2 separate regions of the Homo sapiens genome follow, and region 2 is linked to region 1. Evidence: chromatin loops called from intact Hi-C (ENCODE). Cell type or tissue: heart right ventricle. All regions are shown on one strand. Each heading gives the region's core, and the rest is flanking DNA. Links, peaks and the distances in the headings are about the cores only.

Region 1 (5,385 bases), core at 168-5,167:
GGTTGGTCAGATGGCCAAGTGCAGGAGGGCCAGTGCCAATTTAACCGAGGATTGTTGGGGGCATGTTTCTTTCTAATATATTTCCCTTTTCTGCTAAACTTGAGGCTGGGCGCTATGTCTCAGTTATTGACCTATCCTTATTCCTTTCCAGAGTGGTAGTGAAAATTTTAGGCACTTAATGCAATATCAACTTGATAAATAATTAAATTTTAATGAATTGGCATCAACTTTTTGTATGAGTGATGTAGTTAAGGCTTTAACAAATGGTTAATGCAGTGAGTAGGCTGTTCTAAACAAATCCTTAGTCTTGAAGACCAAACAGCCACTATTAGGTGTGGAGAACATTATGCCAGATAAATATGTCATCTTCATTATGGTTCGGCACGGGGCTGTTTTTAGATGGAGTCACTGTACCTGCTTTTCAGCCTCATGAATCCCCATTATGATCTCCCTGGTTATAACAAACACACATAATGCTAAAGATACTACTTTCTTAGGGACAGCGTTACAGCATGGAGACACAAGATTACTTGTAAATGAGGAGACAAAAGAAGCTTCAATAAAATTACTTCCTATCAAGCGTAATAAACCTGTACAATAAGTTATTAAGTACCTTTAAGGCAGCTCACATTAATGATCCATCGAGACAACTACATGAGATTTTAAGTAAAATAGAAAAAGAGAATACAGATGAATGTAAAGAAAAGAGGAGAATGGAAAATGAAGAAAACAAAGAGAAGCAGGTATGATGGAAATTGCCCTGCCATCCTGAAGCAATGGTGAAAGCAAATCTAATGAGTTTCTCTGCTTTCAGTTTTAAAAATAAGACACATTTCTCAAATATGAAATGCAGTCCATTATCTGTCAGTAGTGTTCTGAGTTGTCTTCAGGCAGCAAATATATGCCATAAAATAAACTTCAAACTCCCCACTCCTCCTTTTGAGGGGTGGCACAAATTTAGCCTGCTTGGAAAATTGGTTATTGATGACAGTTTTTATAGTCTAACTAGAGAAATTCATTGATGGATGTGATATGATGTGATGTGTGTGTGTGGCAGTTCATAGATTTTATGATGAAAACTTTTAACATCTCTGAAACCAAGGTGTGTGTATCAGGGTTTAATTAGTAGCATTTTTTTCTTGATGAATTACAAAATTGTGTAGAATATTATAATCAGCCATGTCTTATATTGTAAATTTGATCTTGATGAATTATAAAATTGTGTAGACTATTATAATCAGCCACATCTTAAATTGTAAATTTGATTTATTTGAGGGGGGAGAAGGAAGAGTATAGAAGAAATGGAAGAAAATGTGATGTCCTATGTAATGGCATAATTTAGAAAAACTTTTTAAAAACTTTAATTCCTACTTTTTGTTTGTATGACTATTTAGGGATAAAAGTCCCATTTGCTTATGTTCCTTAGAGGGACCCATGAAAATTGTTCAATTCTTCCTTCTGAATGGTCCTTCACTTTTTTCTCTTACCTTTTCTCTGCTTCTTGTATACTTGTAATTTTGGCTTGCCAAGCTTCACATGCACAACTTTCCAAAAGGTGTTTATGACTTAGATCAACCATTGATTTGAGAAGAATTAGCTGTGACAAGATATAAAGACAGCACCCAGATCTGTACCATAAGGTGGAACACAGATGCCCCTTAATATCTTCATGAATACCGCTTCGGCTACACCCAAACATGCTTATATGTGGCCTACAAGCTGTGCTTCTGCTTCCATTTCTCACAACTGATTTCTGGTTTTCTGGGTACTTGCTCATGTTAGATGCCACACAGCAGCAAAGTTCAGTTCAGCAGCTATGAGAAAAAGGGGCCTTGGCTCTGCCCCACAGAAGTGAATAGCTTTTAACCCTTTAAAGCAATTCCTTTTGTTCCTTTGCAGCTGTAGGTCTTGTAGATTTCCACTGAGAGCTGGGGACATTAACCATTGTGGGCTCAGTTGGCCAGTTATCAGTCACACGGAGAGGAAGTGAAGCTGGAAACCCCAATGCCTGGCACCCTCAGGTCAGGAGGCTTGAATATCGATTTGTGATGTAGGCCCAGGTTTTGTGAGACAACGAGTCTCAGATGAACAGGTGATAGGACCATAGCAGGGACTGGCTCAGCAATGTGGAACTGCCAGAGGGTGTGGGGGAGAGGCCAAAGTCATCTGTTTGGATACTGGTTGCTGAAAATCAGATGAATTTGGACAATAGGTGAAAGAAAGCAGCATCAGTCTCTGGCTGTATCTATCACCCAAACAACTGGCAAAAATTCAGTGAAAAATATTCATTGAGGCAATTGAACAAAATCAGTGTCTGCAAGGCTTAAGAGTTCTGGGCATACACTCACTGCAGGCAGTGGATGCTTTCTAAAGCATCTAGTTTAGAAATCTAGTGATGTTCACTTGTGTTCTATGCAAATGTCCTTTATACATCCATATAGTTACTGTTTCATCAGACTCAATCATTCCTCTCCAGAAACCAAACAAAATGTCACCTCCCCCTTGGAGAGATTTAGTCATTGACAGAAACATAATTTCACTTACCCAGCAAGAGAAATGTTGACACCGACAAGAAGATAGTACCTTTTACCTTCAAAACTGTTTTATAGGAAACCATTTAAGCTAAAATAGCTTTTTCTTCCATTTTCTCCATTTTATCAGCAATGATTACCCCCTTTGCTGTTCCAATGACCCTGCCATGTCAAACCACGCCCACAGTGCCTGAGACTGATCTGATTGATCTCTGGTTTAAAATGAAGATTAAACACACATGGGCCAGGTCTTAGGGTTGGGGCACCTGAGAGGATCTTGGGCAAAGGTTTAGTATCCTGGCAAGGTTGGCTTTGTAGCTGTGAGGGGATGTTCATGTGAGGGAAACATGAAAGCTCAGTGCACTGACAGCCCCCATGCCGGGCCTGCCTCTGTATCAACACTGCGTTGAACAAAGTCATTGCAAGGAAAAGAGCTGTCCCAGGTCCTGAAAAAGGACTCACAAGAGAGCAGGAGAAAGCCAAGGAGAGTAGCAACAAAGTGGGCCATATGTGTGTGTCCCCATCTGGAGGCAGATATCTTTGTGGTTAGGAGGGCACCTTGGGGGTCCTGTTGCCTATCTTTAAATCCCAGTGCACCATACCACACTTTCTGGGCTCTGGGAACATTGGTGAGCCTCTAATTCTCTTCGAGCATTATCTGTAAAATGAGGATAATAATGATTCCTTCTTCACCCGGGGCTTTGAAGATAATGCACGTACATCATTTAGCTCAGTTCCTGTCACATAGTAAGTGCTCAATAAATGTTACACTAGCTTTTTATTCCTTCATCAATCATATCGGCCTTTCTCATCAGTCTGTGAACTCTCCTGGAACGAGAATTCTATCTTATTCATCATTTGACTCTCGCATCTTCCTTCACCTCTTCGCAACCTTAGAACAACCTCGAGGCAGTCTCTCTCCTTGCTCCCATAACATGGCTCTCTCCTGGTTCATCTCAGACCTCACTGGCTATTCCTTCCCGGTTTTCTTTGCTGCATTTTTCCTCCACTAGATCTCTAAATGTCAGCTTTTTCCTTGGACTTTTCCTCCCCTTTTACTCACTCTCCAAACTCTAAAATAGATATTTTCTGAGCTGAAATCTTCTCTGGATCCTAGACTCACATAGCCTAATTTTTACTAGACACTTCTGCTCAGAGGTCTCAGAGCAAGTTGGATTTCAGAAACTACCGGTTCAAAATAAAAATTATCGTTTCCTTTTCTTCCCTTATCAAATCATCTCAGTATCTGGCTCCACTATCCATCTAATTTCTGAAGCAGAAACCTAGCAGTCTAATTCTTGTTCTCTTCCCATAGCTAATCTATTAGCAAGTCCTTGTGGTTCAGTCTCCAAGGACCTCAGAACCAGCAACTTCCCTCCACCTCTCTGCCACCACTCGAATCCAGGCTGTCTTCATCTCTCTCTTGGAATGTGCAGGAGCTCTCTAACTGTTCTTTCTGTCTCTACCCATGACTTCTGACAGTCCACTTACCATGTGCAGACAGAGAAATATTTTAAGATAACAATCGAATTACATCCTCACCTTGATGAAATTCATCATGATTTTCCATTCCATATAGCATAATGCCCAGGGTCCCCAAAAGGGCCTACAAAGGCCCACAGTCTCTGGCCCTGCCCCTGCCTATTTCTCAAGCATCCTGGCACTTGCTTCTTCCCCTCACTCCCCATTCTCCAGTCTGGTGAGCCTTCTTCACACTGGTTTCATGTCTGGAATCTTTTCTTGGTTGTTCCTGCTGCTTGGGAGCCTTTTCTCCCAGCTGCCGTGGCTGCTTCTCTGGCTCTCCAGATCTTGTTTTGAACGTTGTCTTCTAGTGCAGCCCACCCTTCTCCTAGTGTGCTCTGTTCCAGCCTCCTGTTGATTGCCTTCACAGCACATTCCACAATTTGCAATTTGTAATTCTTTTATTTAATTGCCTTGTGTCTCTTTCTGTCACTGAGACACACTGAGGTATCCCTAGTGCCTAGCATAATGCCCAGCACATAGTAGGACTCCACAAATCCTTGGCAATTGAGTGACTCCAACAAAGTGCTTTGGAGAGGTGCTTTGAATGATTGAGCGAAGTTAGTGATATCTAAAAGTGTGTGGTTCTTTTTGGGTGATTGCATTGTTGTCAAGAGAGAAAGTGTCAAGGCTGAGGAAGGCACATGGTTTAAAGGAAAGACTGGAGGCTTTGGGGGTATAGCTTGAGTCTGCCTCTTATTAGCTGTGTGAACTTGGGAGTGTTTCTTCACCACTCCCAGCTTTAATTTTCTTATCTGTAAAATGGGGGTTAAACATGTGTATGTCAGAGAGCATCATGAATATTAAATGAGGTAATGTATGTAAATCCTCTGGCACAGAGCTGGCACACGGAGGTACTTGATAATCTGGGCATTTCATTCCTTCTACCAAATAAAAACTCCATGGAGTTGCAGGCATCAGTGAGCTGGGAAGAAAGGTACTTTTGGAGGAGAGAGGCTGTCTGGGTGCTAGCTCTCTCCCAAGCCTCATCCTCTGCTCTTTCCCCCAAATCACATTGTATCAGGAATCTCAGATAAGTACAGGAAGCACATTTTGCCAGCAGTGAAGATTGCTAGTCATTGTAGGACACATGGACCAGATAATTGCCCTTGTTTCTCCTTCCTTGAAGTTGCAAATTTCAAATGTAAAGTTCTCAGATCCCTCAGTTTGGAATATGAGTGTATTTTGGGGTGAAACTCAGTGTCATTTTTTTTCCTATTTTTTTCCAGTTAAGTTTTACAATACCCTCCTGACTCCCACCTCCATTGTTTGCAAAGCTTGCTCAGATGAATGTGAGGAGGCCTCTAAGAGCTCCTAACCATATTTCACTAAG
Region 2 (5,385 bases), core at 207-5,206, 56 kb after region 1:
CATGCATTATGGAAATCCCTAGTTTTAAAGTCTCATCTGCACATCAGCAAGTAGAAGCAGCAAATAATAATGGAACAAATATTGGTTTGGGAGAAAAAGTTCCAACATTGTTAATAGCCAGGTGTTTACCTTGGGCAGGACTCTTAATCTATCTGGGCTTTTTTTTCTTAATTGTCAGGTGAGGGGATTGGAGAGCAAGCATTTAATAAATGGCAGTCATCACCACTGCTACCACTGTCATCACCATTAAACAAGACTGAGTTGCAAGGGAAGGAGCAATAAGCATCTCGTTCAATTAGTTCACCAAACTTTGATTGAATGCCTGCTACATGTGAGACACAAAAGGCAATATGAAACACTCCCAAAGCAAGTAAAGTGGAATGTTTTATGCTCTAAGACCCCAGAACTCTCCAAAATCCTCAGTATCCTCTAGGACAAATGATGGGTGGTCAAATGTCTCCCTGTGGCCTCTGAAACCTTTCCTGTGATGTCTGTTTACTCCATGCAGCAGTACATACTGACCACATATTGGGTAGTTACTGGATGGGAGCGATTCCCTGGCACTGCCTGTCCTATTCCTCAGAGCTCCACTCCTCTGGTTTCTACAAGGATCCAAAGGAGGCAATATGTCTAGCAAAGGGCTCACCTACATCTGATGCCTGAAATATTAAAAGTGGATTTGGGATATCCATGGCATATCAGTACTGTGTTTGGTCAAATATCAAATTTTAGCTGCTATTTGCCCAAAGGTCTAGACATTATTATCTGGGAGGAGGGTGGTGTGTGTGTCTGGTAGGCATGGGGATCACTTTATGGGTATTCACTTTTCTCAGACAAGGAACTCAGAGTCAGGAAGCTGGGTAGAATTCTCTCTTGTGAAACAATTAATGAACATCAAGCAATTTGTTAATTTGCCTACTTCCTCCTCCCACACCATTTTGGTTTGGGTTCTTCTGAAAGCAGAGCCTTGAGACTAGGCCTTGGGGGCAGGTGATTTATTTGAGAGATGATCCTAGGAAGAGGAGTGAGGGAAAGAACTTTGAGAGTGACTTAGGGAAAGAGGAAAGTCAGTATAAGGGTGCATTATCAAGCTCATTGCTAAAAGAAAGGGGAGCTTGATTCCACCAGATTCTTCTTAGTCTTTTTTTTCAGCTGCATTTGACACCTTTAATAGGTCCCTGTTTTCTGAAAGTCTTTACTGCCTTGCTCCTGGTGACCCTGCAATCCTGGTTCTCCTTGAATTTCTTTGCTTTATTCTCATCACTTTTTCTGGGTTTCTCTTTCTCTACCTACCCACTCAGAGACTCCAGGTCCTTCCTTCAGTCCACTACTCTTCTTCAATCCATCTTCTTGAATCATCATCTGTGCTCCCAGATTCAACTACTTTCTATGAAATGATGATTCCTAAATCTGTACCTGAAGCCTCATATCTACTTTGAGATCCAAGATCATATCTTCAACTGCCTGTGAGACATCTCCACCCAAACCCATGAGCACCCCAGCTGGGCGTTTCTAAAACCAAAATCATCTTCCTTACCCCCAAACCTACTCTAATTTTTTCTAGATCATGTAGTAGTACCATTCTTTACTTGCTTGAACCAAGCTAAAAACATGCAAGCCACCCCCAACTTCTCTCTGTCCCTCACCTTTGAAAGTTTAAATGATTTGGCTATAGTCACACAGCTAATGGGTAGCAAATTTGAAGATAAAGATAATACATTTTTTATCCTATATTAGCAGTTGATTAACAATCTCTGAGTTTTCATTGTTGAATTTTATTTTACTCTTTATACTGTCTAAAGAAAAAAATTAATGAGAATGAGAAGCAGCTGACAAAAGAAAAAGAGGATAAGAAACAGATTCAAAGTTAGACTAATTCTGAAAGTAGTTGGCACGTTCCTCTAGTATCTAAAAGTGGCCATCTATTAATGGGACCATCAGAGAACCACCAATCACAACTGCATCTTATTTATATCCTTTTCCCCACCCTACCTTAGCTTTTCTTTTACTAATCATGCTTTGTGGGAATCCATTTGCCTGTATTCAAACATAAGAAACAGCAAGATAAAACGCACACCAAATTTTACAATAAAGATTTTGACAATGATGTAATTCATTGCATCCCCTTGTCCTCTCTGAGGATCCATAGGAGAAACTTCTGTCTGATATCAGTGCCAGAAATAGTTGTGCTCCTACTGAAAAACTAGTTTATTTTTGCCTTTCAGTCAAATTTGTTCTTTACTGTGCTTTGCTCTTCCTGTTGACTCTTTCCAAATTCAAAGGCTTTGAGTTCCACATCTAAGAAGTGTATAGGATTAAATGGCATCTGTTGACTCCTCATTATGTATAGATATTTGTTAAAATGCATGTTAATGCATAAACATTTGTAGGCCACCATAAGTTCTTTTTAGAATAAGCAGACATTTCTGGCACCTTTGTCACATCTCCCAGCCCACATCTGATTTCAGCACTAACACGAGTGGACAGCTCCCAGTAACAGTGACCCAAGAAGGACATGCTTTCAGCCCCAGCGTCTTCTCCAAAGCCCTGGGAGCTTGCCACGCTGATGCAACTCAAGAAAGTGCAGGGGAAGCAATGTTCCTGGGGGATAACCATTAAACAGTGAGAAAAGGAAGCTGGTGAATAAAGACTCCAGTCTCTCACCTTGGATGATTCTGTTGTAGTCTGAATATCCACCTGTGCTCCATTATCACATCCCATTTCTGTCTCCTGTGTTCCAATTCAATCTTGCTCATTTATCTCTATTGCTTTGAGATAGTCTTTTGCTTTGGGGTCTGGTTTGGCAGAGGAGAACAAGGCGTAGGAAGAATTCATTCCAAAAAGCACAGGTTGCAGGGGCCACAGACATAAGTGCCTCCAGGACAGGCTGGTCCCAGGAGTGGGTTAAGCAGGCAAGAGGGAGATAGCCTATCAAAAACATTCTAAAAGGGGCACTATCTGCGTGCACTGATTATAGGTAGATGGGAGCTCAGACCCAGTGTTGCTGGCTTTGATTTTTTTTTTTTAAAGAAAGAGACTTCTGTGAGAGTTTTTAATATATATAGTTCTAAAATTTTTTAAAACAACGTGTGAGCTATAAAATCCATGTATGTGGGCAAAATCTTTGACTTGTAGAATGTTTCCTGTGCCAGGCACTGGGCTGTGGGAAACACTAAAATGAGTGAGAAGCATTATTTTGTCCTCTCTGGACATCATCCTTTTCAGAAGGGGCATCCTTGTCCTGAAGGGACTCATGGTGGAGCAATGAAACCTGTAAATTCCAACTCTATAACAAGCAGGATAAAAGTAATACATTCTGGGAAAAGAGAGTCCAGAAATGTTGTGGGTGCCCCAACAGGAAGAGATTTTTATGAAGACATTTTTCTTTATATGATATTAACATGAAATATTGATTCTACCTTAAGTAAGTAAATGGACTTCAAAATATCCAGGGGAAGCTATTTATTCTGCTGTTTGTGGGGTCTGTGGTATGGGACTGGCTTAACAGTGAGACCACTTTAATAATGAGATCTTTTGGTACTTCACTAAATAAATCCTTTTGAGGAAAGAATTTATACTTTGCTAATTTCTGCTTTGGAGTGTTACAGCGACATGCCAGTGTAAATAATGAAATAAGATTTGACAAGATCACTCTTTCTAGGCAGGATCACTAATGAGTGAGGTAATCTCTTAAGATGTATCCACATGTTCTGGGGCCGACCATTCCAGGACTCCCCATGTATGGAGCTTGGTAAATAGTGGCAGAGACAGACCTGAAGAGGCCCCAGGTCAGGGGATCAGCAGTCCACTGCGTGGGGCTTTGATTGAGGGCAGGAGACAGAGAGGCCAGAAGTCAGCAGAACACAGGCGTCAGGATCAGGGATGATTATATCGTCCCTTGTGTCCTCATGGAACTGGGCACCCACCCCTTTAAAGACTCTTCACATGCTATATTGCACCCTATACACTTTCCCTTCAGCAAGCTTTAGCATCTTGGAGCAGGGCCAAGTTGTCACATACTAGTGCCCAGCAGATGGCGGGTATAAAGAGACATATTGAATGTCAGTTGAATGAATGAATAGAATGATAAATTGAATAAAATAAATGGATAAATTGATAAAATGAATGATAAATTGAATAAAAACCTAGTCAGATGTATGGCATCAGGGAGATTCAGCAAGAGGTGGTTGTACTGGCAGGTGAGTGGAGCAAGGTGATAGGCAGTTTGGAGCTGGCAATGTGTGGAGATCTGGGTCTGTGGACCAGAAGGTGAAGTGAAAGACAGGCTTCTGCTTGGGGACTTCTGAGTGGGTTATCAAGGCAGAAACTTAGGCATGAGGAAGCACAACAGGAATTCAGTTAATAGGTTGAAGGAACAGAGCACAGCTGTAGGGCATCAGATAGCAAGTGGTAAGAATGAATGCTCTGGCATCAGGGAATTCAAGTTCGAATCTTGGTTCGACCTTTTCCTAGCTACCTGACTGGGCAATTGGTCTCTCTGTATTTTAGTGTTCACATCTCTTAAGTGGGGGTGTTATTGTAATGAAGATCAAATGAAATGTAGCATGTGAAGCACTTAGCACAATGACTGGCAGATAATTATTAATGAAAATATAGATAGGGCTTGATTAGTAACAGGATGCTGGTGCTGAGCCTTCTAAGCAGGGACCAGGAGCTGCAGAGTCAGCCTGAGGTGTTTTGCAAACCATATATACTCTCAGCCCAACTCAACCATTGTGTTTCAGGGAAGAGAATGCATATTATAGTTTAGAAGTTTTCTAGGAGACTCTAATATCTTCCTTACCAAGCCTTCTCCCTAATGCACTTGGATTCTTATTTTTTTTAAATCATCCACACAAAACCAGTGTAGGTTGCAGCATCTTGTTAAAGGATTTTCCCAGAGGTGAAGTTAAAGTAGCCCCAGACTATTGGGAATAAAAGGATATAGGGATAGGCAGGGCTGATGTATCCATGAGGCCTACAATACTTTTATGGGCCCACAAAGTGTTTTAATTCCTCTTTTTTTTTTTTTTTTTTTTTTTTTTTGAGACGGAGTCTCGCTCTGTCACCCTGGCTGGAGTGCAGTGGCGCGATCTCGGCTCACTGCAAGCTCCGCCTCCCGGGTTCACGCCATTCTCCTGCCTCAGCCTCTCCGAGTAGCTTGGGACTACAGGTGCCTGCCACCACGCCCGGCTAATTTTTTGTATTTTTAGTAGAGACGGGGTTTCACCGTGGTCTCGATCTCCTGACCTTGTGATCCGCCCGCCTCGGCCTCCCAAAGTGCTGGGATTACAAGCATGAGCCACCGTGCCCGGCCTAATTCCTCTTAAAATGAGAAGAAAAGGGAACTTTTAGGTCAAATAAAATGTTGTAATATGTGATGTT

What was found. Hi-C counts contacts between places; a loop is a spot of excess contacts. Peaks named below come from ENCODE experiments on the same cell type or tissue, not always from the same donor. Only the 100,000 strongest peaks of a DNase experiment are listed, where the experiment ranks them.
Region 2: a loop joins it to region 1, with 4 times the contacts of the local background. A loop is called at or near these places in 10 of 110 quality-filtered maps.

Annotation. Positions count from the first base shown.
Region 1 is chr2:136,524,796-136,530,180 of GRCh38, forward strand. No RefSeq gene overlaps it. Among named protein-coding and RNA genes, the nearest start is that of THSD7B, 240 kb to the right of the region's middle. RefSeq lists a silencer at 2,871-3,071. In heart right ventricle, for the core only: no CTCF peak of the experiment used is centred there; no DNase peak of the experiment used is centred there.
Region 2 is chr2:136,580,336-136,585,720 of GRCh38, forward strand. No RefSeq gene overlaps it. Among named protein-coding and RNA genes, the nearest start is that of THSD7B, 180 kb to the right of the region's middle. In heart right ventricle, for the core only: no CTCF peak of the experiment used is centred there; a DNase peak (open chromatin) is centred at 2,486.